3 separate regions of the Homo sapiens genome follow, and all the other regions are linked to region 2. A link is a contact called in ENCODE Hi-C or POLR2A ChIA-PET data. All regions are on one chromosome and are shown on one strand. The core of a region is the stretch at or near the end of the contact, and the rest is flanking DNA. Distances in the headings are between cores, read along the strand shown. Region 1 holds the start of ZBTB21 (zinc finger and BTB domain containing 21). Region 2 holds the start of MX1 (MX dynamin like GTPase 1). Region 3 overlaps ABCG1 (ATP binding cassette subfamily G member 1).

Region 1 (5,015 bases), core at 2,516-5,015, 580 kb before region 2:
TTGAAATTGGATTTGCCTGCAGATTGAATAGGAAAAGGCCATCCCAGGAAGTGCCTATGCCAGACTACATGGCTAGAGGGGTTGGCAAAGGCGAGGCAAGCAGAAAGCAAAGCCACCTTGGCAGCACTGGACAGGCCATGCCCAGCTATGAGGCCGCAGGCATCTGCAAGCCACATGGGAGGGTGGGTGGGTATACAGCACCAATGCAAGTTAACCCGAGTTGCATTTGGAAAGATAAATTTGATTGAAAACGCACTAGGCTGGGAAGGGAAGGAAGCAAAACTGAGGCAGGAACTTGGTTGCAATGGCTACAGATTGGACAGAGCTGCTGCAGGCCAGAAACAGCTGAAATAAGGCTGGTAAGGACAGGTTTAAGTGGCATTTAAGAGGTAGATTGATAGGACTTAGTGACAGTTGAATGCAGACATTGAGAAATAACCGTCAAGTTTCTGGCTTGGGTAGCAAGGCAGACAGCAGCATCTTTAATTAAGTAGGACACAGTCAAGGATGGAAAAAATGGTTCAAGGGCAGATAGAATGTCGATAGGAAGTCCAGCTGTGAGCTTGCTGTGTGCACAGCTGTGGGTTGTCCGCAGGGTGTCTAATGAGGTGGCTGCATAAACAATGTGCATTTTGTATAAAAGAACATATGTGTCTATGGTGTGAGAGATCCTGTTTGGGGTGCTTCAGTGTACGGCTAACACTAAGAAGTAGAGGGAGATTTGACAGACAGAAGAAGGCCATGTGAACACACAGGCAGAGATTGGAGTGATACAGCCACAAGCTCAGAAATGCTGGCAGCCACCAGAAGCTGAAAGAGGTAAGGAATTTAGACTGAAAGTCAGGCATTGGGCAGGCAGAGGCAAACAAGAAACCTGCAGGGCGGATGAGAGGGTGCTGGCTGGCAAATCCAACATCACCTACACAAGTGGTGTCAACAAAACCTGCACCAGGTGTTATGGGAGCACAGAGGAGGGAGCACCAACCCTAGATACAGCTGAGAAGATGCCAGTCAGGTGGGGTGGGGAGGTGGTGGAATCCTGGAGGAAGAAACACCAATCAAGATGAAATTATCCCATTAAAACAGGGTGGTAGTGGTGGGGGCAATAGCTCAGGCAGAAGGGACAACACACTTGAAGCCCAGAAGCCCAGAGGCAAGAGACAGAGCAAGACTAGTTTAGAGGCCTGCATGTCAGAGTGGAGGTGGGGGAAAGATGGGAGAGGCTGGGCCAAGTCCTCAGGCACTTGTGCGTTGTGGTTTGAACTCTCACCTAGGCAATGGAGAGCCATTAAACCCTATGCAAGGGAGTGGCATGATCCCTTTTGCTGTTTAGAAAAATCGCTTTGGCTGTAATGTGAGAGTGGATTAAAGGAGGAAACCTGGAGGCTGGGAGAGCAGTTAAGCGGTTACGTTACCAGAGAAACACTGAGGAGGTCGGACGGACAGGACTTGGGGATAGACCCAATACTGGAAGTGAGGGAGGAGCCCACCATGGTGCCCACATTCCTGGCTCCAGCAACTGGGCATATGTTCCAAGCATGGATGAGACTGCATAGGGTGTGTGTGCCAAGAAACCCAGTGCGAGCATGGGCAGGGGCAGAAGGGCCAACACAGCCGGCCCAGGAGGAGCAGTCAGCCAAGAGGTGGGAAATCCAGGGAATGAGGCGTAACTGAAGCAATCACTGCTGAAGCAATTGGAAGCGTGTCACAAATCAAAGAGAGCAACTGAAAGATGCAACGGTTTCTGCCAGATTTGGCAGTCAGGTCAATTCCAGTGAAATGGTGAGGCCAAAAGCCTGATCATATAGCTCAAAGCAGAGACACCAATGTGTATCGTCCTGAGGAAGGTTGAAAAAACAAAAAACAAAACAAAACAAAAAAACAGCTAAGCAGGTGGCTAGAAAGGGATCGCTCAAGGGAGGCTGCTTCCAGCATGCGGTAAAGCCAGTACTAGTTTTCTCACCTATAAAACTAGGATAACAGCACACACTCCCCCAGCCTAATCACAGGGGAACCTAAAACTCAAGGTTCTTTTAAGACTTATAATCACTGTTGCCTTCTACCTTCAGAACAGTCACTTTGTGCTTTTCCACCATACAGTTCAAAATACAGACACTCTTTAGGCTGGGCATGGTGGCTCACACCTGTTATCCAAGCACATTGGGAGGCTGAGGCGGGTGGATTGCTTCAGACCAGGAGTTTGAAACCAGCCTGAGCAACATGGTGAAACTCCATCTCTACCAAAAATACAAAAATCAGCTAGGTGTGACGGATGCACCTATAGTCCCAGCTACTGCCGAGGCTGAGACGGGAGGATGGCTTGAGCCAGGGAGTGGAGGCTGCAGTGAGCTGAGATCATGCCACTGCACTCCAGCCTGGGACTGACAGAGACTCCATCTCAGGAAAAAAAAAAAAAAATTTAAAGTGTTTTAAAGTTGTAGGAGAAAATTTTTAGGTGCAAGATTCTTTATGTAAGACTAAGAGTCCTCTTAAAATTAGTCAAACTAATAATCTACAACAGAGCTGTTAATTTGGCAACAAATTTTTAATTTGTATCAATCTAATGTCTGTCTTTCACATACTTCCAAACATTACATAAATTATTTTACCTAGTGCATACAACTTTCAAAAACTGTATTTGGCAATTAACAGACCCCTGACAATTATTAACAGGGGTTTTACATCCCGGAGTTTGAGTGTCTGCGGGAGAACCGTCCCTGCAGGAGGCACTCCCCCTCCACCTGCGACCCGGGCTGGGAGAACGCGCGGAGGGCTCCCTTGAGCGGTCTCCGCCAGCGAGGCTTTCCTCCCGGTCGGTGTTGACAGTGTGGCATTTCTGTTATCTAATTTCTGGTTTTGACTGAAAGCGAAGTGAGTTTTCTCATCAGTGGAGTTGTAATATTTCTGCAAAAAAAAAAAAGATCACAGCCCTCCGATGAGCCGGGCACTATGCGAAGTCTCCGGCTGCCTGCGGGCCGCTGTGGACGCCCCGGCGGGGGTCAGGACCGACCCCCATCTGCGCGGCGAACGAGCCCGGACGCCCTGGCCGCGGCCGCCGGGTCCCCGCCCAGGGGCCAGGTGGCCAGGTTGCGTCGGGAGGAGGAAATGGAAGCGCTCTGAGCGACTAGCGAGCGGCAGGAGCCGCCTCCCGCGGGCTTTCCTCGCGGGCCGGGAGCGTCTGCCGCCGACCCGAGGACCGCAGGGCCCCGCTCGCCGCCCGCGCCCGTCAGAAAGCCGCGCGTCGCTCCCGTCGCTGTCGGGGTCGTCGGCTCGGGGAGTCGCCCGCCGTCCACCGGTGAACGGGAGCGCGTCCTCCCCTCCGAGGGACTAAGCGCTCGCGCCACGCATCCCGCCGCGCCGGAAGCGGGGACTACTGGCGGCCCAGCTGGGCAGGACCGCGGCCGAATGACCCGGGGCGACCCCGCAGCAAGGGCGCCTCCGGCAGGCGGCAAAGTCCCCTGAGAATCGGCGCGCTCCTCGCCGCGACGGACTCCACCCGGCCGGGGCGCTCAGCCTCCTCGCCGTGGCCCCCAGCCCGGCCGCCTCCCCTAACGGCCGCCGCAGGCTCCCCTCATGGACCGAGAGCGCGGGCTTGCAGCGCGGCAGCGTCCGTTCGGCGCGCGGCTCCGGGCAGGCCCGCCCTCCCCCGTCCCCCTGCGCCGCGAGGCCCCCCCCCCGCCCCGCCCTCCGGCGCCCGGCGCCCAATCAGAGTGCCGCGCACGTGACGAGCGATGCCTGCGATGACCTCATCCCTGGTGTGGGATGACGTCAAATTCAAGATGGATGGAATCACAGCGGCAGCGGCGGCTGCGGCGCGCGCGAGCCGAGTGTGAGCGGAAAGGGGCCCGGCGTCTGCCTCGAGACTGAAGACCGGTGAGTAACTGTCACGCCCCTAGCTCTAGGAGAACTGCGGGGCTCCTTGGGAGGCTACAGCCTCCCCGCAAAACGCGGCCTTTCCTGACGTAACTCTGAGGTGATTTCTCTCCTCTTTTTTCTCCACCAGCGGGTTGCGGGCTCCGAGCGCTTCTGCGCGTGCGCGGGACCTGGGCGCTCACCGAGCATGTCCCGGGTTCCCACGTAGCCGATTGTACCTTCACACTGCGCACGCTCCCTGCCAGCACTTGGCCTCGCCCTCGCGAATGCGCATGCTCCATTCCCTCACGGGCTTCACTCTTCACCCTGGCCGAGCTGCCCCTGGGGTAGGGGACACGCCTGGCCCAGGCGCGCGCCCCTCGCGCGGAGCGGTTGAAACGCCTCGTGGAGAAGGGCGCGTTCTCCTGTTCCGGGCAGGGGTTGGGGGCCGGCGGCCCGGGCCGCGGGGTGTGCGCGGAAGCTGGCCGGCGGCCTTGGGGACCCCGCACCTGCCGCGACCCGCCGCTCCCTTCACGGTCCGGGACCTAGCCCCGCCGCCCCGTCCTCGGCCCGGTGGCCGGAGCGTGACCGCTCGGTGCCCGCTGGACGCTCCCTCCCCGCCCCCGGCCCCTCCCGCGGACGCCTGGACCTCACAGCGCGTTTTTTTTCCTCCAGAGCCCCCGCAGACCTTGTCTGGGACTTCCCGGCGGTCCCGCAGAGCATAGCACCCTCCGCCGGCCAGGAGCCCTGCTGCTCGGCCGGCGACCGTCTCCCCGCTTGGAGGAGCCCCCTTCCCCCCGTCCGAGGTCCGCGGCTGGAGGGGCAGGGAGTCAAGACGCCACCCGTGCCGGCCTTAGAGACGCCCGCGGCAGCCCCGCCACATCTCTTCCCGGCTTTTCGGGAACACGCCCCGTAGTCCATCCTCAGCGGCTCCTGCTTTTCCATCCCAGCACACCGCTGGGGGCTCGCACTCTGCCCCCGGTTGCTATGCGGTCCCAGCCACGAGGGCTCTGCGGTTCGGGAGAATTCCGCAAGAGCGCGCGTTCGGAGGCGGGGTGTTTTTAGACAGGTGCCCCGGTGGGATTGCCTGACCGAGAGGACGGGGAAAGTTAGACTTCACACGGCCTGGGGTTTTTCCTTTCGTGCAAGCGCTCACAGCCCTG
Region 2 (4,920 bases), core at 655-3,154:
TTTGAGGCCAGGAGTTTGAAACCAGCCTGGCCAATATGGTGAAATGCTGTCTCTACTAAACACATACAAATTAGCCAGGTGTGGTGATGTGTGCCTGTAATCCCAGCTACTCAGGAGACTGAGGCACCAGAATCGCTTGAACCTGGGAGGCGGGGGTTGCAGTGAGCTGAGATGGCGCCACTGCACTCCAGCCTGGGCGACAGAGTGAGACCTTGTCTCAAAAAAAAGAAAGAAAGAAAAGAAAGAACCCAACGGCCCACTTCATTTCTGCCTTACCTTGGAATGGTGGCTGGATGGCGGCGTTCTTCACTCCAGATTTCAGGGAGTGGGAGTCTTCCTGTAGCCTCCGACCCAGAACCGATCTCCTCGCAGTGTGGCCACAGAATTCCTGCAGTGAGGGTAAAGGTGGCATCCAGGGTTGTCAGGGGGTTCTCTCCTTGTGGTGAAGCTTCCTCAGCTCAGACCCCATAGAGGAGCAGGGATGGGAGGTAGGATTCAGCCCCCTTCCTCTCCCAAAACTCCTAATAAGGACCACCTACTGCCTACGTTCTAGGAAATGCCTAAGATGGAAGAGGCTACACTTTCCCAACATAATCCAGTCTAGTTTTTTCTTTTTTTATAAGCTTTTAAGTTCTGGGGTACATGTGCAGAACGTGCAGGTTTGTTACATAGGTATACATGTGCCAATTCAGTCTAGTTTTAAAACTAACTCTTGCAGGACTGACATTCACCTTTTCTTCTGAAAGCGTTTTTCCCCCCAAACCCTGCTGGTATTTAAATTTGTTATGAATAAAAGAGAGAACATCTTGCCCTTTAGACCAAATGCACTGCTACCTACCAAAGCCCCTGAGCTGGGTGAGCAGGTGGGCGGCAAGGGCGCGAGGGAGGCGTGTCCACCGTGACACTGGGATTCCTGGCCGGCAACTGCGGTCCAAGGCTGAAAGATGACACAGCCATTTTAGGAGCCCTTTGGGACTGACACCGGTGGTGGAGGTAGAGGCGCGGTTAGCATCACTGGACTCTACTTCCCAGTAACAAACGTGATTTAAAATTTAACCAAATAACTTGGGCCATCCCAATTGCCCAGCTCGGCAGCACCTGCTGTGAGTGTTGGTGGGATGGGAGCGCAGGTCTCAGCTGTGCCCGGGCTCCTTCTGCCACCCCCGGGACTGTCCTGCCTCCCTTCGTCCACCGCACCCACTCCACGATCCCGGCCAACTACGATGGACCCCGAGGGTGCGTCAGCCCCACGCGCCGGGGAGGCCCCAGGCATGGCATCCACTGGGGCGGTGGGGGGGAACAGCGGGCAGGGGTCTTCCCGCGCATGCCCCATCTCGGCCCAGCTCGGAACCCCCTTTATTCAGCAGGATCGGCGAGAACTCCTTGAACCTTCCCTCCCCAGCGACCTCCGCAGTCTGACTTGGGTTTGCTTTCGCGCGTTCCCAGGAAATAGAAGTCGACGGAAAGCAGTGGTCGGCGTTCGGGTGGGCTCGTGGCCCGCGCAGCCGTGGATCTGAAACTTTCCCGGCGCCCTTCCCCGCTTACTAGAGTCCCTCGGAGACCTCCCCCGAGCCCCGTCCCCCACCCCTTCCCAACCTCTCCTGCAGGAAGGCCGCGGGTTAGGGGGATGTTTCTGATGCGTCATCAGGAGCCTGGGCAGCCTGGTGGGAACCAGAATCAGGCGTGCTCCGAGCCCGCCCATCAGCGCCCTTGCTATGATTATGATTATTATTATTGTTAGTTACTAGCAGCCGAGAAGGTGCCCCCGTCGTGCCCGTGCTCCGGAGCGCTAGTCTCCGCCACGAACGCCGCTCTCCCAATGCCCTTCTCCGCGCTCCTAGCGCGGTTACTGGGCGCTGCCCCCAGAAGCGACACTCACCGGTCCCTGCGCAGTGCTGGAGTGCGGCCTCCGCTCTCGCTTCGCCTCTTTCACCCCGCGCCCAGCCCCGCCCCGCGCCGCGAAGAAATGAAACTCACAGACCCTGTGCTGAGGGCGGCTCCGGGCGCAGAAACGAAACCTAGCTCCTGGCCCCGCACCTGCAGCACTTGCCTCGCGGGAACTCGCGGGAGACGCAGGTTCTCGGGCCCGAACCCAGGCCTGCTGAATCAGATGCTCGTTTCATCAGGCCCGTCTGAGGATCAAGGTGCTCCGGAGGCTCCCTAATGGCCCGGAGTCATCCAAGCCTGCACGTATCCTTGAACCTAGGCATGTCCTTCCCCCCGTCGGTTTTGAAAACAGATGCATTGGTAATTGGGGGTCTTCAGTTCCCTCCCAGGGCTCACTGGGATGATCCCAGCACCAGCAGGGACTCCCAGGCATTGTGTGCCAATGGCTGCAGAGCCCCTCTTGTCCCGAACTCCGTCCAGCACTCCCACCCCTAACCAGGCACACCCATACCATCTTCCTCCTTTCCCGTTTCCCCTTGCCCACTTCTAGGCCTCCCTGGAGTCTGGCTCATCTGGCCTCTCCAGGGTGGAAACGGGTGTGTGGAAGGAAAATAAAATAAAATAAATAAAATAGTAATAATAAAGCTTAAAATAATAAACATAACATAGGTAATAGTTGTCAGGCCAGGCCATCGCATCCCAGGCCAGGCCATCGCATCCCCTGTGACTTGCAGGTATACATCCAGATGGCCTAAAGTAACTGAAGATCCACAAAAGAAGTAAAAACAGCCTTAACTGATGACATTCCACCATTGTGATTTGTTCCTGCCCCACCCTAACTGATCAATGTACTTTGTAATCTTCCCCACCCTTAAGAAGGTTATTTGTAATTCTCCCCACCCTTGAGAATGTACTTTGTGAGATTCACCCCTGCCCACCAGAGAACAACCCCCTTTGACTGTAATTTTCCATTACCTTCCCAAATCCTATAAAACGGCCCCACCCCTATCTCCCTTCGCTGACTCTCTTTTCGGACTCAGCCCGCCTGCACCCAGGTGAAATACACAGCCATGTTGCTCACACAAAGCCTGTTTGGTGGTCTCTTCACATGGACGCACATGAAAACAGTTAACATTTAGTATAAGCTATTTAGAAGTAACACATAGGCTAAAATTTTAAGCAGCCCCTCCCAGCATTGTAACAAGTTGCAGATGCAAGCTTATCTCAAAAGCTTATCACCTGCCTCGGGACCCCAGCCTCCAACCCTAGTCCAGCTTGGAGGATGACTAGTCAATATAACTGAATTGCCAGTTTCCTCAGAATTGTCACGGGTTAAGTAATTTACTGTCTTTGTCTGAAACCTGTATCCTACCTTGTTTTTCCCATCTCAAACGACATATAAGCTAGCTGCTTTCTTTGTTGGGGTTGGCAGCCATTTTGGGCATGAGCCTGCTGTTGGCCCGAATTAAAAGTTCTGTTTTGGTCTCCAAAGGTCTCTTTGTCTTCCTTGGCTAGAGTTTTACTGCAAAGGTGAAAGGGGTTGGGGAGGGCTGAGTCAAGCAGACCCATGGGTGGTCCTCCCTTTGGGAGCTCCCATTCTCGGCTAACTGGCTGTGAGTGGGAGATGGCATTTCCCTTTGGGAGCGGTTGGCACCCCACCTCCATTCTCCTTAGCTCAGCTCACAGTCCCTTACAAGCCCCCGCTAAAGACTTCCATGATTAGGAAGGGTCACCCCCAACCAACCTCAAGGCCCAGAACCTGCCCCAGCTTTAGGTCCTGGGGTCAGGGGAAACCTGGATGGAATCAAATTCAATACTGCTGCACCTACAAGAGGGGGAGGAGCCCCCCAGCCAGCTCCCTGTGCTGAAATCTATTTTGCTTTGCAGGATCCACTCCTAGGGCTGGGCAACCCCATCCAAGGGGTTCTTCATCCAAGGGGTTCATCCAAGGGGAACACAAGTTCTCCCAGGAATTAGCAATGACCTCACTTTAACACACACACACACACACACACACACACACACACACTCAACCCCTCTGGGCCTTTTACTTCCTAGTCAAGAACCCAGGCAACAGCACATCCTGGGGGACTGTGAGCAGGCTGGGCTGATGCTTTCTGAAGCAGGAACAGTGCCTTGGGAACGCAGGGTAGGTGTGAGCAGAGCTGGCACTCATGTGAACAGAGACTTCACTCTGGGTGATGCTGCTGCTGTTTCCAACAGCGGGAGGCTTCCCTAAGGGCCCTTGTTCACGAACAAAATCAGAAAGAGCTGCAGGCAACTGATAACCAGATAGAGGCACAACCTCAGCCAGGGCAGGACTCGGAAGGGCAGTGAGGCGCCCTGCCCAGGAAACACAGCACACACAGCTCACTCCCAGTTGGTGCAATGCCTCCTTAAGTTTTAACGCCCTAGGCACTTCCCTTGTCCACCGCAGTCCTTCCCTGGCCTTAGATTTTGGTGCTTCATTGCCTCTAATATGCATATGATATGGCAGGGCCTTGGGGAGTATAGGTGGTTGTTTTGGGGTGTAATTCAGCAGTCAGTCATACAATAATAGCTCCTGTCTACTGAGCATGTAGGATGTGTTAGGTGTCAGTGAGAGACGGGACGAGCTGGATGTCCCAGGCCGACTAAGAATCCCTAAGCCTAGCTGGGAAGGTGACCACATCCACCTTTAAACACAGGGCTTGCAACTTAGCTCACACCCGACCAATCAGGTAGTAAAGAGAGCTCACTAAAATACTAATTAGGCAAAAACAGGAAGTAAAGAAATAGCCAATCATCTATTGCCTGAGAGCACAGGGGGAGGGACAGTGATTGAGACAGAAACCCAGGCATTCGACCCAGCAATGGCAACCCCCTTTGGGTTCCCTCCCTTTGTATGGGACGTCTGTTTTCACTCTGTTAAATCTTGCAACTGCACACTCTTCTGGTCCGTGTTTGTTATGGCTGGAGCTGAGCTTTCGCTTGCCATCCACCACTGCCATTTGCTGTCTGCTGTTGTTTGCCGCCATCACAGACCCACCACTG
Region 3 (4,642 bases), core at 1,580-4,079, 810 kb before region 2:
AAGGAATCAAAAATCAACTGTCTCCTAGGAAAATTGTGCCACCTGAAGTAAAGACCTGTAAATCAAAAATAAAATTCAAAGGCCCCCTGAACCATGGGGATGGACTCCCTCCTTGGCCAGGGCACTCTAAAATTTCCCCTGAAAGACTGGTTCAGGCCATGACGGGAAGTGGCGGTCCGTCTGACATGCCTTATCGTAGCCTGTAACATTAACATCAACACAGACCTTAAGTCTGATACGAAGCATTTACAGTCTGTTCTCTCTCAAGCCTGCTGCCTGGAGGCCTCATCCGCATGATACAACCTAGGTCCCCACAGCCCCGTATCGTAACCCAGACATCCCTTTCTATCGATAATAACTTAACCAATTAGAAAAAAATTTAAATTTACCTATAACCTGGAAGTCCCCCTTTGGGCTGTCCCACCTTTCTAGACGGAACCAATGTACATCTTAAATATTGATCACTGTCTTACGTCTCCCTAAAAGTATGAAACCAAGCTGTTCCCGACCCCTTTGGGCACGTGTTCTCCTGGTCTCCTGAGGCTGTGTCACGGGCCATGGTCACTCAGGATAAATCTCTTTAAATGTTTTAGTTTGACTCTTTTCGTGGACACACCTCTCTGATTTAAACTGGAGTCTGGAAGATTCCCGCAGTCCCCCGACGCAGCTGAAGCCACAGGGGCGCAGACTCCACACACCCGCGGGCCGTTCCCCTGCGGACACCACACCAGCATTTGAGCGCCATTTCCATTCCCGGGGTCTCCCAGTCACCGCTCAAGCCTGAATGGAGCGCAGGCCGCCCCGGGTGGCAACACCTCCACCCTCAGGTCCACACTGGCGACCCTTCCTACTGCCAGCGCTCTCAGGCTTCCTGGACCGGTGTTCCTGGACCTGGGGAGGAGAACACCAGCACGCGCGGGGCGCCGGGATTTGCATGGCCCGGGTGATCCCCTATGCATAGGGCCGCCCCTGTCCCAGGGAGGCTGCGACCCCGCTCGGGGCTGCAGCTGCCTCCTCGCGCTTGGCAACAGCGCGGGGCGCCCGCAGCCAATCGCGCCGCTCCCCGCGCCGCCGCTCCGCCGCGGAGGTTACTAGCGAGCGTTGACCGGTAGTAACCCCGGCGCGGGCGGTGGCGGCGGATGGGCGGGCGCTGCACACGCGCGGCAGCGCGCACCCGCCCCGCCCGCACCTGCGCGCGCGAGGGGCTCCGGCAGCGCTGTTTTCTCCCGGGCGTTGAGCTCGGGCAAGAGCGCGAACGTCACCCTGCGTCCACAGGCCTGCAGAGTCAGCACCTGCACCAGCCAGAGAAAGGACGGGCTTTTTTACTCAGTATGGAGAGCCTGCGTTAGAGCTGACACTTAGTGGGCAGAGCCCGGCCTTCCGGGAGCCTGCACATCACCACGGGCCAGGATGAATCCCGCCCTGGGAGGGAACGTCTGGGTGGAGGCCAGGTGGCCTGATAACCCCAGGGCCAGGGTGGGCAGAGGTGTCCAGTGCAGCCCCCAGCCAGGTGCGGGGAGCTCCAGACAAAGGACAGAGGCCAAAGATGCCCCCATACCTGCATCCATGAAAGAATTCCCGGAACACGTGCCCCAGGAGGAGGAGAGGCCTTTTGTAGCTCCTCATTGTCAGCAGGGTTTGGGGTTTATGTCTTGGGTAAGGAAAACTCAACCCAGCTTATTTTATTATCTGGGTCTGAGCGATTGCAAAGAGATGAGTTCTCAGTGGCGCTTATAGAGGCAGGGAGTTGGGACTCCAGGTGTTAAGTCCAGTCCTGGACCTGCCCCCTACCTGCCAGCGGTCCTGGGCAGGCCCTCGTTCCCCCTCCACCCTCCTTCCCTTCTGGAGAAGATGCCCATACTGATGTGTGTCCCATGCTGCTCCCCAAAGGCTTAATGAGGCAAAGCGCCAAATAAAGCAAACACGATTTGCTCAGTAAACACCAGTTATTTTTAATTAAAACAACAACAACAAAAAAAAACACTTCTCCCAAAACAGTGGGAGGAGAGAAATAACAACTGAGAAATCCCATAAAAACTCCTGCCAAAAGGTTCACTTTCAAGACAGGCAGTTGAGATATCAGAGAGGGGGACTTTTTTGGTTGGAAGGCACCAAGTTGCCTTATAACAGTAAAAGAAACAGAAAGAACGTGACTCAGGTTCTGCCCTTCCAGCGGGTTCCACCCTTATCAGTTTACAGACAGCAAGAACCTTCCAGCAGGGGCGCCTGCCCACTGACCTGCACCCTGCGGATGCCGCAGTGATGCCCACCTCCCAAAGCAGGACTCTGACCTCATTTCCTGCAAGGGCCATGTGCTTCTTATTTCCTCCTCTCAAGGTAGCTCTGGATTGTAATGTATTTGGTTATTGTTCTGTACTTGGCTGGGCTTTTCCCCTTGATTTGTGAGCTTATTTCAAGACCAAGATTAACTTGGTCTACGGAGTTTCAAAAAACAGAACCTGGATCCACAAATGAACATTGCTCAAATACAGATTGCAGCTCAACAGACAGAAGCATTTTCTAAGAATGAGGGTTGTGCAAACATAGCCCGGCTGCCTGGGAGGTGTCAGTTCCTGGTTGCTGGAAGTGCTCAGACAGAAGCTGGCTGTCCCTTGTCAGAAATGGTGCAAGAAGGCTCCCTCCACGGGGCAGGAGGGCGGGCTACGGCAGCACGACTCCTTTTGGCTCCAAGATTTGGACTCTAAATATAGGTCTCAGCTGGATGTAATCACAGCCCTGAAGTCACCCTGGTGTGTCTTACTTTTGACACCAAATGCCATTTACCCCACAGAGCACGGAGGTGACAAACAGCACACAGCTGACAAAGTGGGAAGTGAAACTCTTGGCTGCAGGTCAGACTGGATCCCTGCAGGCCCACCCGCCACCACTCATGACTGAAAACCCATCTTTTTGCGTTTTTTCACAATGTGAGCAAAAACAGTCGGCACTGGGTACATTGTATTTGAGAGTAAGTTTCCTATGCAGGTGTTGGAACTTCATCAACTGAGTTTGATGAATGCACCTCCATGACAAATCCCTAGTTTTACGGTTTAGTCCTTCAGGATATATTTAATCTGACCCACATGGTTTTCTTTGTTCATAGCTAATCTGTTGATTCTAGAACTGAACTCAGAAAGAGCAGGTGTATGGTTACTAAACATTTTTCTTCCTGCCAATTTATAAACAAAAGAAACGGTGTCATGTTCAGCAAAATGTCACCTTTGGTGATTTCTTGGACTGGTGGATTAGGTTCTGGTTTATAGGGAGGGCCTCCATTTGAGAACGTGAACTTTTCAAGATACAAGCCTATTCAAGGCAGTAGAGGAAGGCAGGGGGGCACCCACCATGCAGGTGAAAACGATTGTGGTAAGAACATCCTCCAGCAGTTAAACAGTGACACCAACCCCCACGGAGCAGAGCACAGTCCTACAGAGTTGCACTGAAGGGGCCAGATGGTTCAAGAACAGGAGCACTCTCTGGGAAAATGACAAAGTATTAACATGTCCAAATAAAGAACCTGCCAATCTGAGGGTGGCAAAGAGAAAAGCAGACCCCAAGGCCAATGTTGGCAGAGCCATCTGAGCCTTGTCCAGGGAGGCTGCCACCGCTAACAACGCCACACTAAGGAGTCACACACCCAGATCCCAGGCCCAAGCTGGTGAGGGTTTGGTTTCCCTTGCAACGTGCTCACAGGGAGAAAATGTGCTGGCTGGAGGGGAGCATCTAGACCCCTTGGATATGAAGCCTGTCCAAGAAAGTAGCAAACCCCTTTGGTCTTGCACATGGCGGCTAAACATTCAACTCTCATGAATCTGCTGTGAGAGTTGGTCCATTCTCAAAATTTTTTCAAAGCCTCTTTGGGGCCCTGTAAGGCAGAGGGGTCAGAACTGTTCCAGAAGACCTCATCACCAAAGGAGTGCTACCCCTCAGGGCCTGAGTGGTAGCCCACCCACCTGGGGGCCACTGAGAACCTAGGAACTGGCCCCAGCGGGGAAGAGAAGGGTTCTCCAGTCCTCTGAATTCTCCAAGGCAGACTCTTTGTCAATGCCCCAGCCTCAAGCAAGCCATCCCTGCAAGTGGCCTGGGGCCACGACACTGCACCAGGGGTCAGCTGTCACCTCCATTAAAGGCAAAGGACTAAAAGAAATGTCCTGTGGGCCCACAAGAAAGCCCACTTTAGCACAACAGCCTCAAAGAAGCACAAAAGTAACTCACTTATGCTAGGGAACTATCCATCCCCCTTCAGCCTGAGCATCTGCCCCTCTCAAAACCCCTAGCCACAGGATCTCCACACTCTGCCTTTAACCGGGCTGCCTCCCCTCCCTGTTCTAGCAGGTTGGATCAAGTCACTAGCACTTGGTTGGAATCCAGTCTTCCCTTAATGGAATTCCTGAAAGGATTTATTCATGATGCCTTCCATGCACTTTAGCTGGCCTGTCATTACAGGCCTTGTGAAATGGCTATAGAAATTAAGAGAAAGCAACCCCGAATTTGAGAAAGGTGTCCAAATGCATTTTTATAGCGTAGAAGCAAACCAATACAGATAATCTGACTTGGCGCTGCCCGGAATATTTAACCCCTTCCTGGTTTTTGGCAAGGATGAGCCTGGAGGGTTGGGTTTCAAAGAAGGAGGCGACATTCC

What was found. Hi-C counts contacts between places; a loop is a spot of excess contacts on that map. ChIA-PET counts read pairs that join two places held with the same protein, here RNA polymerase II (POLR2A). Pooled maps may share reads with other maps.
Region 1: a loop to region 2 is called in a map with no recorded cell type, with 38 times the contacts of the local background. The contact joins the promoter of ZBTB21 here to the promoter of MX1 in region 2. A Hi-C loop is called at or near these places in 6 of 37 single-sample maps with no recorded cell type and 10 of 50 pooled maps. POLR2A ChIA-PET finds 5 or more read pairs at or near these places in 1 of 52 experiments (OCI-LY7).
Region 3: a map of sigmoid colon shows a loop between it and region 2 (5-fold over the local background). The contact joins the enhancer-like site here to the promoter of MX1 in region 2. A Hi-C loop is called at or near these places in 3 of 168 maps with a recorded cell type or tissue (ascending aorta, naive thymus-derived CD4-positive, alpha-beta T cell and sigmoid colon), 3 of 37 single-sample maps with no recorded cell type and 13 of 50 pooled maps.

The regions. Positions count from the first base shown.
Region 1 is chr21:42,009,110-42,014,124 of GRCh38, reverse strand. It overlaps ZBTB21 (zinc finger and BTB domain containing 21), which reads left to right and starts at 3,765. Exons shown (of 3, transcript NM_001098402.2): 1 at 3,765-3,873. It overlaps ZNF295-AS1 (ZNF295 antisense RNA 1), which reads right to left and starts at 4,931. Exons shown (of 2, transcript NR_119384.1): 1 at 4,541-4,931. RefSeq lists silencers at 2,953-3,692, 4,133-4,442, 4,483-4,592.
Region 2 is chr21:41,423,223-41,428,142 of GRCh38, reverse strand. MX1 (MX dynamin like GTPase 1) reads right to left here and starts at 1,904. Exons shown (of 17, transcript NM_002462.5): 1 at 1,880-1,904; 2 at 839-937; 3 at 277-388. RefSeq lists an enhancer at 1,798-2,237.
Region 3 is chr21:42,231,363-42,236,004 of GRCh38, reverse strand. The region is part of intron 2 of ABCG1 (ATP binding cassette subfamily G member 1); the gene reads right to left. Among named protein-coding and RNA genes, the nearest start is that of ABCG1, 15 kb to the right of the region's middle. RefSeq lists silencers at 1,009-1,078, 1,089-1,288. Within about 2 kb of position 2,829, at least 36 of the 41 ENCODE cell types and tissues checked have a DNase peak (open chromatin) inside an H3K27ac peak, as active enhancers do; they include ascending aorta and sigmoid colon, where a contact is called at or near this core.